2 separate regions of the Mus musculus genome follow, and region 2 is linked to region 1. Evidence: chromatin loops called from intact Hi-C (ENCODE). Cell type or tissue: gastrocnemius. All regions are shown on one strand.

Region 1 (2,500 bases):
AACATGTTTCCATAGCGACGGCTGTTTTAGTCAACTGGGCCACTCTGCCGTGACTCAGTCCCCCTGAGGACACTCAGAAATTCTATTTTCCACACTTGAAGCCAAGGAGCCCTGCTGAGTACCAACCAACTCAGAGAGGCTTGGGAAGCCCTGGCGCTGGGGAGACAGAGACAGGAAGATCATGAGCTTTCAGGCCTGTCTGTGTTATGTAAGACCCTGTCTCAAAATGACCAAGGCTGAGGGGCTCATATACACATCGATCTTAGGTAGGCTCTCTTCATGGCATGAGCTCGTGCAGGGGCCAAAAGAGTGTCTTCTGGGACAGTTAGAACACTGGACTCAGGGCCTCACTGCAGTTGTGGCTGCCTGAGCAAGATCAAGGCGGTCAACACTCCGGCACAGAGGGAGGGGCTCCCAAGCCCCACCCCTAGCTGGGATGACTGACAGTTGATAGCCTAGGGGAGAAGGAGTCAGTTTCCTTTAAGGCTTTCATCCTTAGTAGGTCGACCGTGCTCCAGTAGACAGTCCACACCTACGAGTCCATGGGCAACACAAACTGAACTTGGTGGGTTATTTAAAAAAAATAAAATAAAAAGATGGCTCTAGGTTGGTGTAGGTGAAAGGTAGATATGGGAGGGGCTAGGGAGAGGAGAAGTGGATATAGGAGGGGCTAGGGAGAGGAGAGGTGGATATGAGAGGGGCTGGGAAGAGGAGAGGTGGATATGGGAGGGGCTAGGGAGAGGAGAGGAGAATTTGATCAAAGCACTTTGTATAGCTGGACACCATGGCACATGGTACCTGGGAGGCAGAACCAGGTAGATGTCTGTGTTTAAGGTCAGTCTGGTCTACACCGAAAGTTCCAGGCTGTGTAATCTGAGGCCAGCCGGTGCTAGCTATATAAATATACAGGTCTGGAGAGGTGTCTCAGTGGGAAACAGCACCCGGGCTCCTTTCGTAGACGACCCAAGTTTGGTTCACAGTGCGCATGTCAGGCTAACAGCTGTGCGTAACTTCAGCTCAAGGGGATCCAACTACCCCTTCTGGACTCTTTGAGCAATTGCATGTGTGCACACACAGGGGACATACACATATACACACAATTTAAAAATAATAAAAACAAATCTTTAAAAAACAAAGGGCTGAGACTGGGCCATAGCTCGGTGTTAGACCAATCGCCTAGATGTAGGTAGGGCTCTGGGTTCAGTTCCCAACCCCGGAAGTAAAAACAGAACAAAGAGCAGACACCCTAAGACCCCATCCCATGAGGAAACAGGCAGAGGGGGACGCTTACTCCCCAATGACCTTTGACCCGGAAGCTCCTACGGAGGAAGGAACCAGTGTCTGGAGAGGCAATGCTGGATGTGTGATTCATTAAACTCAGCCTCTGCTCTGGGCTAGCCTGGAGCCATCTGGTTAAGGCGGCCAGGCTAGCTGGCGGTGGGAATAAAATCAGTCTTCAGCTATCAGAGAAGATAGTCTGCTAAATTAACTGTCATTATTTTAGTGCTGGGGACCCAGGTAGCACGGCAGGTCACAGAAACGAGCATTAACATTTTCCCTACTTACTCCTCTGTGCCTCATCACGCCAGGGGGGCCAGTGAGGAGGAGAGAGGCTTAGTCCAGGAGACTGAGACTCAAGGGGCTGAGTCATGTGACCTGCCTCAGACCACACAGCTTGAGATGGAGTAGGGCAGTGCCATGTTCTGAGCTCAAGCCCAGGTTAGCCCTGGTAGGCTGCTCCTCTAAAGGAGCTCTCCCACTCGAGCACCTCGGAGCAGTGGGTATGCAGAACCAGTTGTCTTTCTTCTCCCTTATTCTATGGAAGAATAACTCAAAAGTTCGGGGGAGAGGAGGAAGGTGTCTCTGGTGACCACTGGATGACGTGCTCAAGGGCTACTGTGCCCTATACCACTCCGGGCATCAATTTGAACATCAGGCTACTGCGGGGCCACCATGGTAAGACCTGAAAGGCTGGAGCAAACTGAATTATGCCATGCAAACAACATCTCCGTCAACCTTTTAGCCTCAGAGAGGAAAACAGTGGCAGATGGTGCCCGACACTGACTACCTGTCTCCATAACAACCGGTCGGGCACCACTTCCCCTGGGAACCTGCCGGCAGCTGGCAGCTGCGGGAGGCCTGAGTGGGCTGTGGCACCTTCTGGGACTCTTAGGGCCTAGCTGAAGTGTGCCAACCTCTACACGTGAATGTGACCCTAGCCTTTCTTACCCAGGCCTAGAGCCCAGCTTCTCTTCCTCAAAGCCTTTAACAGAGAGACACAGACTACTTCCTACTACTTCCAACTCCAGGCAGGCTGGCTGGGGATGGGGGGGTGTTGGGCATGGAAGAGCAAGCCCTTGTGCACCCGAAGGAAGGAACCCATAAAACGTAGTGTCCCCTCTGAAGAAGGGACAGACGGATAGGAGGTCAGCTGACTAGTTAGAGGGGAGGACTACAGAAACATGGTACTGAAACTCTGACACAGTCATGGTGTCCCTCC
Region 2 (2,500 bases), 79 kb after region 1:
CATTCCCCGGCCATGAAACTAGACATGAGTTCGCGACAGGGTTTCTCTGTATAGGCCTGGCTGTCTTGGAACTCACTCTGCAGACCAGGCTGGCCTCGAACTCAGAAATCCTCCTGCCTCTGCCTCATAAGTGCTGGGATTAAAGGTGAGCGCCACCACTGTCCAGCTCTTGGGAGATTCTTAATGGGGGAGGTAAGTCGGGTCCAAGATGATCTCTGGGCACCTTGGGGGGGCGGGAGAATTAAGTCATCGGTCTCCAGAGAGACCAATGATGTCTCAGGGGAAAGACGCCAGTGGGTAAGAGAGAAAAGGGCTGTCTAAGGGAGACTTAATTTCTGACCAGGCACGGGTTGGTCCTGAGGCTGTCTCTGGAGCATCTTCAGCTCTCTCCATGATGCCCCTCTGTTTCTCAGCGAACCCCTCAGGCATGGAAGGGACATCACAGATGTAGGCAAGTCTCTAGGACCAAAAGGCAGAGAACCCAGGCAGATCTCCTCAGGCCACACAGGGTGTCCTGGGTCCAGTACACACGCCAAGAGCTCGGCTCTAGGAGAGGCAATCAGAGGTCCACAGGGAGAGAAGAAGCAAATGGCCCTGGGTGAGATGGAGAGGTAACCGGAGGCCTTGGCTCTAGGCCAGAGAGTCAACTCATCACTCCGAAGCTCTCAAAAGCAGCCAGATCTGGATTAGATGGATATCAGGCTTGAGGCTTGAGCCCCCAAAGAAGCCCTCTTCCTCAAGGACCCCTTTACCGTGGTGCTTTGGACCACGGGAGTCAGCACTTGGGCCCTCCTCTGAGGATTCATTACTGGGAGATGCTGGGAACACCAGATAACCCTCAGAACCTCAGACTATCCCCTCCTCTCTGAGCTATCTCTCCCCTTCCCATGAGCCAGGCAGCCACTGCAGGATCAGTGTAGGAGAAAAGTGCCCTAGTCTCCCACGATGTTCTCGAATCCCAAAGCCACTCGGACTATGCGGGGTGTGAGCTCAAGTCCAGCTGAACCTTGACGTCTCTGAATCGACCTGGCCTAGCTGCCCACGGTCTCCAAGTCAAGCCAAGCCAAGCTCAGCTCAGGGACTTGCACACCCCAAACCTATCTCACCAACTCTTCCCCAAAATCCAGCACGCGACCCCGAGTCTTCCACGCCAGGAGCAGCCCAGCAGCCCAGAACCAAGGTCCACGCGAACCGGACACCCCCCACAACTCCTGTCCGGGTCCAAGCCAGTGAACAGCGGGACGCGGGCCTCAGCTAAAGGGGACGCCCAGCTCGCCAGGAACCAGCCAGGATGCCATCGCCGCCCCGCTGTCGGGACCGTCGGGGTTGCATGGAGCCACAGCGGGCTGCGGGAGTACTCACCGTCGCTCCCGGGCTCCGAACGGCCGGGCTTAGGATGCACCTCCCGCTAAGGCTCCAGCTCCAAGTGCGCTGGGCTGAGCTCTACGCTCGAACCTCAGGGCTAGCTGCCGGGGCGGCGCGCGAGGCTGGGGCGCCCAGGCCAGAGGGCGGGGCCCGCCGCGAACCAATACAGAAGTGCGGGGGCTGCGGGCCCCGAAGAAACAGCCAATCAGAAGCGTCGGTTAGACTCCCCCCCACACCTCCGCGGGCTCCTTAACCCTTGGCATGCTGGAGCGCTGGATACTCTAGCTGCCCCGGATACCGGTGGGTCCAGGGGTGCGGGCCCGAACCTCCAGCTTGGCGTGCCTAATCTACACCTCGCCGGGACCCTCTCGAGGGACAGACGGAGCCGGTGTCAGGTCCACCTGCGCCCAGTTGGGGTTCTGGGAGCCTAGGCGACCTTTGTCTCCTGCCTGGTGCCTGCACTGTAGTATGACCCTGGGCACTGCAGCTGTGGGGTGTGTTTGTGTGCAAGAAGGAAGAAGGGCAGAGAGGAGAAGACAGAAAGGGGGGGAAGGGATGAGTTTCGAATGCCTGTGTGTTTATGTGGAAAGATAGAAGACTATATTTGGGGATTGTTAGTGTGTGTGTGTGTGTGTGTGTGTGTGTGTGTGTGTGTGTGTACACCAGCGCAGGCGCGCGATTCAGAGAGGGGAGAAGGAAAGAGAAATGGAATGGAATGAAGGCCCAGTAGGCGGGGGCACTTAGACCTCCAGTAGAGAAACTTTCTCTTTATGCCCGCTGCGCAGGTGCAGAGGAAGAAAGACCAGGAAACTGTACGTACTGGGTGAGCCGTGCATTTGTGACCTGTTGGGCACGCATGTGGGTGTAGTAGAAAGAGGCTTTGTGCCCCTGTTGTGAAAGAGTAGCCGGTGAGTGAATCCCGTTTGGTGTACATGTGTGTTCGAGCATGCAGCTTGAGACACACACACACACACACACACACACACACACACACACACACACACACACGGCAGAGATTTACCACAGCGTTGTAGGTGGCTCAGTTTGTGAGTAGAGAGGTCAGTGTGTCCTGTGTGGTAAATGTGTGGCTGGTTTGTTTTTTGTTTTTTAAGATAGGTCTTGGGGCTGGAGAGAT

The links. A loop is a pair of places that touch in the nucleus more often than their neighbours do. Peaks named below come from ENCODE experiments on the same cell type or tissue, not always from the same donor. Only the 100,000 strongest peaks of a DNase experiment are listed, where the experiment ranks them.
Region 2: a loop joins it to region 1, with 3 times the contacts of the local background. A loop is called at or near these places in 32 of 42 quality-filtered maps.

What each region holds. Positions count from the first base shown.
Region 1 is chr4:137,939,839-137,942,338 of GRCm38, reverse strand. The region is part of intron 8 of Ece1 (endothelin converting enzyme 1); the gene reads right to left. Among named protein-coding and RNA genes, the nearest start is that of Gm52683, 32 kb to the right of the region's middle. In gastrocnemius, a CTCF peak has its summit at 1,064; DNase peaks (open chromatin) are centred at 374, 1,633 and 2,110; H3K4me3 peaks cover 497 bases; H3K27ac peaks cover 2,500 bases.
Region 2 is chr4:137,861,244-137,863,743 of GRCm38, reverse strand. Ece1 (endothelin converting enzyme 1) reads right to left here and starts at 1,464. Exons shown (of 19, transcript NM_001369179.1): 1 at 1,363-1,464. In gastrocnemius, no CTCF peak of the experiment used is centred here; DNase peaks (open chromatin) are centred at 638 and 1,548; H3K4me3 peaks cover 2,500 bases; H3K27ac peaks cover 2,340 bases.